2 separate regions of the Homo sapiens genome follow, and region 1 is linked to region 2. The links are chromatin contacts, found by Hi-C or POLR2A ChIA-PET in ENCODE. All regions are on one chromosome and are shown on one strand. Each heading gives the region's core, a stretch centred on a gene start or an enhancer-like site at or near the end of the contact. The rest is flanking DNA. Distances are from core to core; before and after follow the strand shown.

Region 1 (6,969 bases), core at 3,240-5,739, 680 kb before region 2:
GGGATTACAGGTGTGAGCCACTGCACCCAGCCAACAACTTGATTTCTTAATACAATATTTATCTAGTTTATTAAAATAAAAGAGGCAAGATAAATCTTTTATATAGTTAACCAGAATAAAATAAAATAAATAAAATAAAATAAAAAACAGGCTGGTGCTCTTGCTCTCAAGACACCACAGTGTCCTGTCCAGTGGCAATTGGTGCCTTCCAGTGGCATCATCACTTTCCATATGGCACCATCATGGGTTTGGAGGGCAGAAGTTCTCCCCTCCAAATGCCTGCATGGCTTGTGCTGCTTACTGGGAGAAAGACGTTCCAGAACTACTTCCTGATGAATTTCTTCCCAAAGAGCCTGGTTTCTTGTGTCTCCATATTGGATCTTTTTCACTTTTTCCCTCCCCCATCCCCACCCCACACCCTGAGCCCAGGCACCTTAGGGAGTCAACAGGTGCCTTTTAAGGTGACTGTGTTCCTCCTGCGTCATGCTGTCTTCCTGCAAACCTGCTTGGTGGAGGGGCCAGCCGGTGGGGACGCTGAACCCTGAAGCTCTTCGGTCCCAGTTGCCCTGAGTCTCCCTGACAAGGATGTTGGTTCTGGCCCGTCCTTCCCTCTGTCCCAGGCAGAGGACAAGGTCTTTCTGGCTGCAGTGCCCAACATCTCACTCTCCTTGCAGACAATTCAGAAAATAAAAAGTGGCATTGGAGGAAGGCACATGGAGGAAATGTCTTTGGGTTGTCCAGAGGTTGAGCTTACTCTCCACCAGAATTGCCGCTAGACCTCTGTCCCCCTCAGCTTGCCCCTGCTCCACTCTACAGCACCCCCAGCTCAGGCCCAAGGTGGTGACTTCTTAAACAGTGGGTATGGAAGGTGGCATTGAAGAAGTGAGTGAGTGCTGAGCCCTGGCCTCTCCGTAGGACTGCCTGGTTCTCAGACTGAGGAACATGTGGACCCTTTTAAACTTTAAAATCTCTGCCCTCCCTGGTCTCCCAGGAGAAGCTAGAAGTTTCAGGAGACCTCACCCATGAGCCCATTTTCTGACAACCTGGCTCCCCACAAGCATGGCAAGTCCCCTAGAGGTTTGTATGGACGAAAAGGAGAGGCCTTATCCACTGCGCCCAGGGCTCAGCCCTGCTTCAGGCGTGTGTTGTCTGTAGCGGGCAGAGGGAAGGGGGCAGGTGGGGGAAGCGTCATGAGTCTGGCTCCCGACACCTGTCCAGGGCCTCAGCCCGCTGGCCTGGACTCTGTTGCTAACACCCGTGCGGCCGTTGCCCGCCCTGCCACCTGTGAAAGTAAAGCGGGGCTCAGGGGAGGGCCTAGCTCAGGGCGTTCTACGCTGAGTTCCTCAGCACTGATGGGGGCTCTCCATTGTCCCCTCTGGCTCTGCCAGTCCAGGAACCCTGATGGAGCAGGGCTGGGGGCCCAAGACTGAGTATGGCCACCCCCTCCGGCAGGTGGGCTGACTCCAAGGCCTGCTGTGTGGCAGAGGAGTGTGGAGGGTGGTGGCGTGGGGGTGGCAGCTGTCAGGCCCAGGTGAGAGGAAGGCAAACAGAAAGGGATATATCCTCCAAAGCAGTGAATCACGAGCCACGACATTCATTAACTCGGCCTAATTAAGAAACAAACATGACGGCCACTGGTGCTGGGCAATTTGTTAACATCCAGTCCTCCTGGTCCCCCTGCCCCCGCTGATGAGGCCCTCTGCCTCCTCCTCAGTCCGAAGAGTGCCCTGGAGAGTCAGCACTGGGGCACTGACAGATGCTCCTGGCCTGTGGGATGGGGAAGGAGGGCTGATGCTCATGATGTATCTCCCTCGTGTCAGGTCCAGACTTTCATGAGGGTCACATCCGTGGGTCCTCACAAGCCCCTGAGAGGTGGGATTCATGGTTCCCAATTTGGAGATGGGGAATTTGAGGCTCAGAAAGCGGGGTGAACTTGCCCAAGGTCTCACACTAAGTGACGTCACTCTTTTCGTCACAATAGATAGTTGTCTTACTTGCAAGACTGAAAATACTTTTAGATTTTCTATTCTGACCTCCCAACTCATGGCTGTCCCCTCCCTAACAATATAACTTCCAGCTCCTTCCAGCAGCCCCCTCCACTGAGTCAGTCTTGAAGGGCATGGTGCAAGAATGCTTTCCAGAACAGGGAAGGTAGGATTTTAATTTTTCTGAAATAAATAGGAAAAATAGGGATAAGAATAGCAATGACAGTGTATTGCAGAGGCAGACGGAAGGGAAGGCTTAGCATATCATGTGCAACAGCCTGCAGGAGGCCATTTTGTCCGGAGCACAGTGAGTGGCTTAGATGGGAGCGGTGAGGGAGGGAGGGGTTGGGGGCACTGAAGAGGTGTACATTTCATTCCAAGGGCATTTTCAGCCGAGGAGATGGTGGCCACCTGCTGCCCTGTGAAGGCTGGATGAGTGATGGCCGGGGGGGCAGGTCCGCAGCGTCAGGGGCTCACATAAGAGATCTGAACTCGAGCTAGATGGGATGTTGTGTTGACAAGAGATCTTTCAAGAATGGCTTGACCTTTCTGTATCCCACGAGTCAACCACAGTGATCTGCAAAGCTATCTCATGAAGGAAATGACTGCGTGAATTTTAGCCCATGCTCTCACTGCGGCCTGGGCGATTATGATATTGGACAGAGATACTAGAGGAACACCCTCCATGCTGGGTCCCACCCAACTCTGCAGTCTGGTGTTTCCAGATTCTCCCTCTGTGCTGTTAGACCTGTGCGGCATCCATCTGGAATGCGAGGATACATCCTTCCAACCTCTCTTCTTCTTAGGCCCACCTGCCCTTGTCCTCGCTACAGCTTTCCCATTAAGGCGTCTGATGACCACAATGTTTCTAAGCTGGAAACCTCCCAACTAACAGCAGGACCCAGAATGCAAGTCTCCAGGGGCACAAAGAGGTACTTCAACAACAGGATGACCCACCCCCAACTACCAACCAAACTACGCTCTGCTGCAAGGCAGGAGACCGGCTTCTCTCAAATACAGCAAAGGCTGTCCCAGATACACAGTGACACACAGACAGTGCCTTGAGTTCGCCTGGTCATTACTTGGAGGATTGATTTGGTCCAAAACTCCTCGAGCTGCCAGGGATCCTAGTTAACAGCCCCATGCATGAAAACCAAGCAGGCCTGGAATTCCACCCTCCTGTCAACAAGCCCAGGAGAGGAAACCAGCGGCTGGGATGCACTTGTGTTTGCCCTGAGAGCAGGGAGCTCCTCCTCCACAGACCAGGCATGGAGGACGGCCCTGGTGGGGCCACCTGCCCATAATCCCCAAGTGACTCTGGAAGATTCCTCCTTTTGAAAATCATGGGGAAGGGGTTACCTGTTATGATTTTGGCATTCTGCCTTCTTTGTGACTGGTGGAAATCCTACAGACTTGCACCAACTTTCCTAAGACAATAGACTTCGGGGTTTAAAACATGTTAACACAATGTCTTTGAAACATTTAGAAATATCTTCACCACTCCCACCAACGTTGAGCATTTGTTTTTAAAAAATAAACACATGGCAAGAATGCCGTGCAGCACGCCAACGCGCAGGGGGCTGTTGTGCAAGCCACCCGCCCACGTGGTGGGTAGGAACCTGCCCACAGCTGTCGCCCTGCTCCTAACAACTCCTCCGGGCACACCCTGCTCATTAGGCCCAGGCCACGCCTGGCCGCCCAGACTCCTGGTTTAACCAGAATGCCAGGGGCGGGTGGGTGGGCGGCTCCTTGAACCCTGAACAATGGGCTATGAAAGAATGAATCTAGGCCCAGGCCTCGGGCCCAAGAGCTGGGCGCTGGCCCTCGGGATCCTCCCACAGCCAAGCCAAGGTTGGGCCTGTGGATCCTGCAGAAGGGGCCAGGGAGCAGCAAGGGGCCCCCAGAGGGAGCTGGCTGAGCTCTAGGCAGTAAAATTAGACTCCGTCTAGAGACTGCCTCGTTCAGTGGAAGGCTGAGCTGCAGCAGACATTATCTCACTCCTGCTCAATGTCCCCTCAGGCAGGTAAGGGATGAGGCTTGTTCCTGCTTTATAGCTGGGAGCCCAGGCAGAGAGGACAGGGCAGTTGGAGATGGAGAGAGAGGAGGCTGCCAGGCATAGCCCAGCACCTTCCCCACACCTGGGCAGAGGACCCTGCCGGCCTGTGCGGCTGCCCGCCTCCCCCCACCCCCACCCTGGGATCCACGCTGCCACCTCGGGGTGGGCCTGTGCCCTGCCTGAAACAAGCTGCCTGCCCCCCACCTTAGCTCACACCACCCACCCCCAGAAAATCCAGACCTCGCTCTCCTTCCTCCTCAGGGGCTGCCGCACTACCTGCCCGCTCCAAGGCCCTTTGGCAGGATGCCCTTTGTTTGCAGCACTCCCACCCTCGGGGCACCGTGTGGCATGAGGAAGCACAGGCTGCCTGGCCCATCCCTGCCTGGGAGGACATCTCACGAGTGCTTCTGCTAAGTCAGGATGAACCGGATTGGGGTTGGGCAGGTGGCAACACGCTGCTATTTATGGAGGCTCCTGCCCTTCCTGCTCCTGTGATTCCAGGAGGGCGAGGGCTGCGGCCATCCCCACCCGGTCACGGGACTCGGCCCATCCAGAGAGCCAGGCTAGAGCCACGACCGCAGGCTTGAAGGCTAGGAGTCTGCACAGAGAGACCACGAGAAGCAGCAGGCTGCAGGGGAGAGCCCTGGCTCAGACAGGAGACTCCAGGGGAACCAGCTAGCCCGGCCTCTGCCCACTCCTGGGGCCTCATCTGTTCAATGAGGGGGTTGGATTAAAAGAGATCCTCTCACTTCAGAGTTCCTCCACTGTCATTAGTCTGGGTTCCCCGACTCCCGATCCCTCCATTGCTCCTCTCATTAAAGTCCATTCTAATTAGGGGATTAGAATTCACCTCTGTCTAAATTAAAGGCTGGGCAGGGAGTGATGGCGGGCCGCAATGAACAGAGGTTGTGCAGGTGCAGATCTGGGCTGGCAGCCCTGGGGCACCTGAGAGGGGAGGAGAACAGAAGGCCCCGTCTGGCTCCACCTGCCTGACCTCCACCCCAAACTTGATCTTGTGGGTTTGGACCTAGAGTCCCCTCACAGAGAGGCCTTATGTGGGCCAGGGGTCACGCAGGATGAACAGGTCTGAGCCCTGCACTGGGGAACCCCGGGGTACCAGGAAACATCCACAAGGCTTGAAGAAGAATCCAAAGTCCTCCTAAAACCAACTCTGCTCCAGACATTCACCCACCAGCAAGACTTGGGACAAAGAAATTCCAAGCTCCAAACTCCACAAGCTCCTTCACTTACCATTTAGACTGGTTAATCATTTGTAGACTGTGTTTTGGTTTATAAGGTATTTTCCCATAAGTGATGTCATCCGATCCTCATAAAAAGACAATAGATATTTCTCCATTTCATAGATGAGAAAACTAAAGCTCAGGGAGTTTCAGCAGCTTGCTTACAAGATCCCAACTGGGAAGTAGAAAGAAACAGGCCTGCTAGTCTGGAGGTCAGATTCCAAGTACAGCATTCTCTTCAGAGCATGGAGTCCCTCTCTCCAGGCCCTAGGGACCCAGAAAAGCTCCACCAGCACCCAGACAGTGGGCTGAGTCCCTCCCAGCTAGCGAGGCTATGTGGTCTACAGTCAAAAGGGCCCAGAGATCCATTCCACTGTTGTCCTGGGCCCACATGTGGGCCCACAGAGAAGGATGGCCTCTCTGTAGTGGGTCAGAAACTCAGGGAAAACCTTCCCTAAAGTGTGAAATGACTGAATTTATATCCTCCTGCTAAACCCCGCACTGTTTCCTCATAAAGAAACAGAGCTGTTAGCTGTCTTCAAATACGGTCACCTGTGGCGACCAAGCAGGAAACAGATGGGATGGCATAAGGAAGGACCAGGGTAAGAACGAACCCTCCTGCCTCAAGAATTGCCAGGTATGTTACTTTGGAAGGTGGTAAGCTCCCCATCACTGGGGGAGTTCAAGCAAAGCCTGGGTAACCATTCTGTCCTAGGAATGTTATAGAGGAAATTCAACCACTGGATAGTTGAGTGGGAAGAATGGGGTGAAAGATATTCACACTTCTTTATGCCAGGGGTGCCACTTATTTGCCAAGAGCCCATGATCTGAAACAGGAACTATTTCAGCTTCTATTCAGACTCCTGATGCCCTTCTATGGGGCATGTTTAATCAGGATGGAGTTGTCAGAGTGTCTCTACCTTCTGCTGTTAACGACTGGAATGGAGTTGGGAGAAGGAGTCAAGAAGCAGGGTGTGTGTGTGTGTGTGTGTGTGTGTGTGTGTGTGTGTGTGTGTGTGTACATGTGTGTGTTAGTCCTTGGGCCACAGCAAGCCAAAAGGCTGACACAGGAAGGAACTTCTGGAGCTCCACACTCTGAGGGCTGAGCGCTTTGAAGCCTTCACTCTCTGCTCTCCCTGAAAAACAATTTGGACATTCCCATTGATTTGGGCGGCCAGCCAGAGACCTGCCTGGGCCCCATCGGCAGCTGTCCTCTTCATCACAGTAAACAAAATGAGTTGTGAGGTGGGTGGAGGCAAGCCCTGTCTTGGCCATGTGTTCTGGCCGGCCACCTGCATCCAGGAGACAGTTGGCAGGTCACTGGCCATCTCTCCTTTGCAGCTGGACTGGACAGATCTTTCATGCTGGGAGGAGTTCTCTTGGGACATCTGAGTACCCGAATCTGGAACCTGGAATTTCAGGTGCAGGGATTTGATAGTAGCATCCCAGCAATGTAATAGGGACACCCCAAGCTTTCTAGGATCCCCCAGGCAGTGAGGCTCCTGCCCCCGTGGCAACAGCGCTCTGTGCATACTTCTCAGAACTGAGAGCTTTTTGTGGCTTGGACACCCCAAGCTACTAAAGTTGGCCACAGTTTCCTGAGGGTGAGAAAATGGACCAGAACATCCCCTACCTCCAGAAAGCCTCCCAGGGCTGTGCTCGGTTGGTGAATAGAGAGTGACACCTT
Region 2 (7,715 bases), core at 2,104-4,603:
CTGGGTTCCAGCATGGCTGCCCTGATCCCCAGCTGCAGGTGGAAGGTCAGCAGTGCTATCCTCAGGGTGACACCCTCCATAGGGTCCTGGGACAACTTTACCCAAAAAGGAATAATCACACCAAATGCATATATGTGTCTCTTTGTGAAGCAAGAACTTTTGAAGAATTCAGATGGTTTTAACACAATATGGCATGCAGCTAGAAGAGGAAATCTGGGTTCTCATCAAGTATGATATTCATCCCAGTGAGCCATTTGAAATGAAGGAGGCAAAGTCTTTCAAAAGATGTCTTCTATGATTTGGAATAATTGGGTCCAGTTTAATTTGGTGCATGACGAAGTTAAAGAGCTACGTGATTGCTTCAAGTGTGTTTTGCAGTTCCCAGAGCCACTAATTAGCTCTATGACTTAAAGGTTAATGAGATAAAACATCTATAAATCAAGTTGATGGCTGATGCAAGAAGAATGCCCCCAACTCCTGCTCTACCATGCTAACACTATAATCTCATTTTTCAGGCTGTCCATTTGATTCAATTTGATTATGCATGAACATATACAAACAAATGTGTAATTAGAAGATTCATACTTAAATTATAAACCACCTTGCCTAGGCTCCTTTCTGAATGTGGTTATTCAAAACCAATAAGAAAATAAGTCAATCGTTCATTATTAACAGAATTAATCATATCAGAATTAACCGACTAGGTGAAAGGTTTAGGTGTGTGCCTTCCCACAAAGCAAAAATCTATATGTTGCATTCAAAATGTATGTTCCTTAAGACAAATTTTAGAAAATAAAATTATGGGCTGGGCACAGTGGCTCACGCCTGTAATCTCAGCACTTTGGGAGGCTAAGGTGGGCGGATCACTTGAGGTCAGGAGTTTAAGACCAGCCTAGCCAACATGGTGAAACCCCATCTCTACTGAAAATACCAAAACTAGCCGGGCATGGTGGCACATGCCTTTAATCCCAGCTGCTTGAGAGGCTGTGGCAGGAGAATTGCTTGAACCCAGGAGGCAGAGGTTGCAGTGAGCCAAGATGGTACCACTGCACTCCAGCCTAGGCAACAGAGCAAGACTCCATCTCAAAATAAATTAAAAAAAAGAAAAGAAAATTATGGTGGTTTGTTTGTTTTTTGTTTGAGACAAGGTCCCACTTTGCTGTCCAGGCTGGAGTGCAGTGGTGCCATCTTGGCACACTGCAGACCTGAACTCCTGGGCTCAAGCCATCCTCCTATCTCAGCCTCCCAAGGAGCTGGGACTGCAGGCATGTGCCACCACACCCAGCTAATTTTTAAAAAATTTTTTGTAGAGACAGGGCCTAACTATGTTAACCAGACTGGTCTTGAACTCCTGGGCTCAAGTGATCCTCCCAGCTTGGCCTCCCAAAGTGTTAAAATTACAGCCATGAGCCACACGGTGCCTGGCCATAGGTCTTATTTACTGAAATTATGGGGGAATTTGGGGTTTAGAGAACATTCTAGCGAACCTTTTGTATTTTTAAGGATTCTGTCCCCCTAAATTCTCTATTTGTGTATGTGAAGTTTTCAGCTGGTTATGAGCACAGGCTCCAAAGTCAGGGAAACCAGCTCGATACCGTGGCTCTATCACTTACTAGCTCTCTGTCCTTGGAGAAGTTGTTTTTGTTTTGTTTTGTTTTGTTTTGTTTTGTTCTGTTCTGCTTTGTTTTGAGATGCAGTCTCGCTCTGTCACCAGGCTGGAGTACAGCGGCACAATCCTGGCTCACTGCAACCTCTGCCTCTCTGATTCAAGCAATTCCCCTGCCTCAGCCTCCCGAGTAGCTGGGATTATAGGTGCGCGCCACCACACCCGGCTAATTTCTTTATTTTTAGTAGAGATGGGGTTTCCCCATGTTGACCAGGTTGCTCTCCATCTCTTGACCTCATGATCTGCTGGCTTCGGCCTCCCAAACTCCTGGGATTACCACGCCCTGCCTGGACAAGTTATTTAAACCTCTGTGCCTCAGAGAATCACTTGGTCCAGGGAGGCAGAGGTTGCAGTGAGCTGAGATCATGCCACTGCACTCCAGCCTGGGCAATGGAGCAAGACTCTGTCTCAAAAAAAAAAAAAACAAACAAGCAAACAAAAAAAACCTCTGTGCCTCAGTGTCTCTATCTATAAAATTGGGATAATAATAGATTCAGTCTCATAGGGTTCTTGTGAGGATGAAATATGATAATTCATTTAAGTCACCTAGTACAGGGCCTGGCACTTGATAAGTATTCAGTAAATTATGATGATTATGACTGATTTGGGGGTCTAACTATATTTGCACTTTCTTTATAAAGCCTTTTGAGTGAATATACAGTGTCGAAGTATGAATTTAGTATGACAAAGTTCTTTGCAACTTATGATGAAGGTATAGTTGTTCATTATTAAGCTAGTTTGAGTGCAATATTTAGCAATTTTCTTATTGTCAAGGACTTGATACGCCTTGTCTTTTTCCCCCTTATAGAATCTTTTTTTTTTTTTTTTTTTGGCTGGGTCTCACTCTGTTGCCCAGGCTGGAGTGCAGTGGTGCAATGATGGCTCACTGCATGCAGCCTCAATCTCCCTGGGCTCAGATGATCCTCCCACCTCAGCCTCCCAAGTAACCGGGACTACAGGCATGAAACACCACACCCAACTGTTGTTTTTTTTGTTTTTTTTTTTTTTTTGAGAGATAGGGTCTTACTATGTTGCCCAGGCTGGCCTTCAACTCCTAGCCTCAAGTGATCTGCCCACCTCGGCCTCCCAAACTGCTGGGATTACAAGAGTGAACCACTGCACCTGTCCCCGAATTTTTTTTTTTTAACTTAGAAGATTAAAAGAATTGTTGTGTTCTAGGCATCCAAATTCCTGGGAGATGGGAAAGTAGCCTAGAGTCCCATTTCCATTTGATGGATGGAGCCCTGAATAGAAATGGCATTCCCCAGAATAGAATGGCATATTTTGAGGCTTTGGCCCTACGGAGGAAGTTTCCAGATCTTCTGACACTCTCTGATCCTTCTGGCTGGATCCATTTCCTCCTGGAAGAGCACACAGAAAGTATGGTCTGGTGGGAGCACAGGCTCAGAACAACCATCCCACTCCTGGGTGCCCTCACTGCACACATTCCCAGCAGCCAAGGACATTCTCTTTGGCTTCAGGTTAAAGAGCAACACAAGTGGATAGTTGTGGGTAAATTCTAACACAAAGTATCAACCATTGGCTCTGGTGCTCTGAGAAAGAACCCCATTTAAATTATTAGGAGAGAGTCAAGAAGAGGAAGCTGAAACTCTGCAAAGAGCAGGGCCTGCAGCTGCAGCCCAAGTTGGCCCAGCTCTGTTGACCTTGGCTTTGTCTTTGAGGAACACACGCTTGTGTCTGCCTATTTCATCAGCTGTTCCCCGTCTGCCCTTCCCTTTCCCACCCTGGGAAGTGGTGAGGAGGGTTAAGTGACAGCCTGTGAGGCAACCACTCAAGCACAGGGGGAGTCTGAGGGAGGCTGTTTCACTCTTTCCAGCCAGGACCCACCCAACAGGCTCTCCTCAAATCGAAGTCCATGAAAGAAAAGTATTCATCTGCCCCAGGGTCTTCCCCACTGTCCTGACACTACATGGACTCTCTCCTATGTCCTCATGGCTATGTGTGGGGTGATGTGCAGCACCTCTGAACCTGTTTCGGCCAGGGCGGCCCCCAGAATCTCAGAATGTTAGAGTTGGAAGATCTCAGAGGGCATCTAAAGCAACATTCTCATTTTACACATGATAAAACTGAGGCCCAGAGAAGTAAAGTGACCTGCCGAAGGGCCCACAGCTAGACTGCATCAGCATGCTGAGACTACAGCCCGTGTCTCCTCACTCCTGCACAACAGAGAGCTAAAGGACCAGCATGTTCAGATGTGGCCACTCTTTGGGTAGAAGACAGCACCAGAGATGAGTGCTCAGTGTCTGTGAAGTCACAGGGGCTTGGCAATGGGAGGCTTAGGAGACTCTAAGGAGTTGAAATACATTTTGAACATGTGCAGAAGAGTCTTTCGATCCAAGTCTTGGAGGAAAGCAGGCCAATTTCAGGCTGAGATGGGACAGGTGCTGACTGTGGGGAGGGAGAGGGGCCCATGCTGGAGCAGTCCAGGAATCCTAATCCACGCCTGGGTGGTCCCCAGGCTTCCAAGCCCCCTGGGATCCTGGGAAGTTCCAAGACTGCTGAGGCAGGTCAGCAGGTTCCCGGTTGAACTCAATTACCAGGCCCACTTTGGGGTGCTCAGAATGGGTCAAGAAAGCAGCCATCAGCAGAAGGTGTTGACATGGGACTCCAGGGTACTAGGTTGAGACAATGTGTATTGATTTAAAAGGCACAGAAACCGTAACTGCACACAACTTTACACACATATTCTTATCAACATGTTGTTCCACTGATCATCTAAGGGGTGGTCAGCTTCCCTGGTCACTTGCAGCTGAGAAATGCAGCCTCGGTGACCTTCAACTGAGGAGGAGTCGACATTGGCTTCCGGTCTTCCCAGAGCCCTTGTTGTTTGTTTGTTTGTTTGTTTTGAGACGGAGTCTCGCTCTGTCACCCAGGCTGGAGTGCAATGGCGCGATCTCGGCTCACTGCAAGCTCCGCCTCCCGGGTTCACACCATTCTCCTGCCTCAGCCTCCCGAGTAGCTGGGACTACAGGCGCCCGCCACCATGCCCACCTAATTTTTTGTATTTTTAGTAGAGACGGGGTTTCACCGTTTTAGCCAGGATGGTCTCGATCTCATGACCTCATGATCTGCCCGTCTTGGCCTCCCAAAGTGCTGGGATTACAGGTGTGAGCCACTGGGCCTGGCCAAGCCCTTGTTTAAGAACCACCTTCTTTGGCTTTTCACCCCAGGGTTGCTGGGGACACCTGATGTCCTACATTATTAGGCTTTTCCTGGCTTCTGAAACCTTGTGCTGAAAGTCTCTCTGAGAGCGATACAGATTGATTAGACACTCGGATTGTTTGACACGTGTGGTTTTGCCAAAGGCAACACGTTCTTTGACCAACTTCTGAAACTCCCCAGTTCTCCTAGTCTCTCTGGACTTGAGTATCAGCCATGTTCTTATGTTGATGCCAAGCTCCTGGGTGATTAAAATTCTTCTAACCACCTTTCTGATTCAAGGCTGTACTCTGACAACACAATTGCTTTTTGGGGATTTTTGCAAACATCTCAAAAGGGCAAGAAACATTCTTCCTCCCTTTTAGCCCAATGTAGACCGGAGGTTTTTTCAGCCGTCAGCTGAATGCTGGGCCCCACCAGTGCCCAGTAGGTACAGTCCCATCCACTGTGAGGTGGGCTCCAGGGAGGGCCGTTGGGTCCATGTGAAGCCAGCAGGAGGGGCCATGTGAAGCCAGCGTCTGAGGGGCTCCCCATGAGGCCACCAAGCCCCTGTCAAACCTAGTAAGTCACCCTGACACCAACCCCACCCTTCCTCAGAAGAGCAGTGAATAAACAAGAGCATGTGAATTGGGCAACTCCAGGTGGGGGTGCAGGGAAAGTGCTCAGGCTTGAAGGGGGGATAGAGAGGGGCTGGTAGAGTCACAGTGGGGAAGCAGCTGAAGGAGACGGATCGGTGAAGGAGCTCATGTGGAGGGGCCCCAGATAGTGAAGGAGGGTCCAAACCAACATTTTCTATTCTTTGCCCAGTAAAGTTTCATGAATCAACTCAAATGTTTGCTTGCTCTCACCTTCTGCCCCTAAGGAGGAAGTTGGGGGATAGCTGGTCCAAGGATTTGGACTTTGGGGCTCTCCATTTGTAAGTAAGGAAAAAGTCAAGATGAGCCATCATACTCTGTTTTCATTCCATCCTTGGCACAGACAACATATTACTCCAAAGGAGAGCTGAATAACAGAATTTAAAGGGAAATTAGAGATGAGAACATTTAGTCATCATCCTCATTTTACAGATGAGAAAACTGAGGCCCAGGGAGGTTAAACATTAAATAATGTGCTCCAAATCACTCAACCAATAATTGCAGAACTGGCAGGACTAGAACTCTGCCGCCTAATTCCCAGTTCATGCATTTTCTTGCCTTCTGCTGTGCCTGACAGGTTCCCAGTGGTGAAAGTCGGCCTTGGAGCGCCCTCCCATGGCTGTGGACAGCTACTGGAGCAGCTGTGGCACAGGCCAGTGTTAACTTGAGGATAGAATGACCTGCAGGGCTGGTTGAAACAGATTGCTGGGCCCCACCCTTGGAGTTTTGGGTTGTCTAACAAGTCCCCAGGGGACGCTGACCTACTGATTCAAAGACCACTTACTCAGAAACTCAGATGTAGATAAAAGATTTTGCAGCCAGAATACCTGGTTTCAGGTCCCAGCTCTGCCATCCAAGTGCTGATACCTTGAACATGGTACTTAATCTCTTAGCATCTCGATCTCTTTATTTTATGATGGCAACAATAACAACCACCCATAGGGTTAATGTGTAAAATAAATAAATCAGATGTAAAATACCTGAGAAGTGACATGCTGATGCTGTGTGAATATACAGATTCACAAATATGTGACCTTTGTCTGGAGAGATGCCACTGGAGGCCAGGGAATGTCCACAGAGACAAAAGCATTCTCTTAATGCTACTCAAAATTACAATAAATCCAGAAGAAATTGTGTTTATCCTGCCACAAATACTGGCTGAGGAATTACGAGGGCCTGGCACTGTGCTGTACACCACATTTGCAAAGGTGAATGACAGTCCCTGCCCTGGAGGAACAACTAGAAGGAAGATAAACATGTAAATTCTAATAATTACCCTAATCCCAGATGAGCCAGGGAAGGAACCCTGTGCCTAGAGCACAGAGCATCCCACCCTGTCTGAGAAGTCAAGCAAGGCTTTGAAAAAGAACCTGACTTTTGAGTAGGGTCTTGAAGGATGAATAGGAGTTCTTTAAGAAGAGAAGTGGTAGGGGGCACTCCAGGCAAAGGAAACAGCATATGCAAAGTAGTCACGGAAGCATGAAAATGCATAATATTTTCAAGGAAATCGCACGTGGTTCTATGTAACTGGAGCTCAGTGGGTCTGGGAAAAGGACTGGCAAAAAAGGCTAAGAAGTTTGGGCCATGCCGGGCACGCGGGTGGCTGAGGCAGGAGAATGCTGTGAACCTGGGAGGCGGAGCTTGCAGTGAGCCGAGATCGCGCCACTGCACTCCAGCCTGGGCGACAGAGCGAGACTCCATCTCAAAAAAAAAAAAAGAAGTTTCGGCCTGACTGTAACCTGGTGGGAAGCCATTGGAAGACACCCGACGAGGATTCCCTGAAAAAATTCTTAATGAGTCCCTAAGGCAAAGATTTCCAAGCCAAGCGCTTCACCACATACCCTCAGCGGCCCCAGTGCCTGAGAGCCTCCCCTGCCAGGAAGCCTAGCCCAGAAACGCCTCCCGAAACGGGTAGTGGCCCTGGGGAAGAAGCTTCCCTGGAAGGCACAAGCAGTAAACGGGCAGCCTCTTACCTCTTACCTTCATCAGATACTGGCGGGAGGCACCCTCCTGGCAGATTTCTTCATCCCCCTCTCCTTCTGTGGGTGTGGAGTCACTGGGAGAACAAAGGGATGTTATCTGTAGCTAATAAGTTATGGGAGGGGGAGGGAGCTGTAGGCGCCTGTGGGGGTGGGGAAATGAGTCCTGAGCAGCTCTGATGCAATCCAGAAAGAGGCAGGTGCAAGCCTGCACCTGGGAAGCAAACCCCCTGCCTCCCCAAAGTACACAGAGAT

What was found. A loop is a pair of places that touch in the nucleus more often than their neighbours do. ChIA-PET counts read pairs that join two places held with the same protein, here RNA polymerase II (POLR2A). Pooled maps may share reads with other maps.
Region 1: a loop to region 2 is called in a map of sigmoid colon, with 2.3 times the contacts of the local background. The contact joins two enhancer-like sites. A Hi-C loop is called at or near these places in 3 of 168 maps with a recorded cell type or tissue (ascending aorta, heart right ventricle and sigmoid colon) and 4 of 50 pooled maps. POLR2A ChIA-PET finds 5 or more read pairs at or near these places in 4 of 52 experiments (Caco-2, H1, HepG2 and 1 more).

What each region holds. Positions count from the first base shown.
Region 1 is chr2:28,434,316-28,441,284 of GRCh38, reverse strand. No RefSeq gene overlaps it. Among named protein-coding and RNA genes, the nearest start is that of FOSL2-AS1, 43 kb to the right of the region's middle. RefSeq lists an enhancer at 904-1,403. Within about 2 kb of position 4,489, at least 8 of the 41 ENCODE cell types and tissues checked have a DNase peak (open chromatin) inside an H3K27ac peak, as active enhancers do.
Region 2 is chr2:27,752,694-27,760,408 of GRCh38, reverse strand. No RefSeq gene overlaps it. Among named protein-coding and RNA genes, the nearest start is that of MRPL33, 15 kb to the left of the region's middle. RefSeq lists an enhancer at 7,171-7,715. Within about 2 kb of position 3,353, at least 9 of the 41 ENCODE cell types and tissues checked have a DNase peak (open chromatin) inside an H3K27ac peak, as active enhancers do.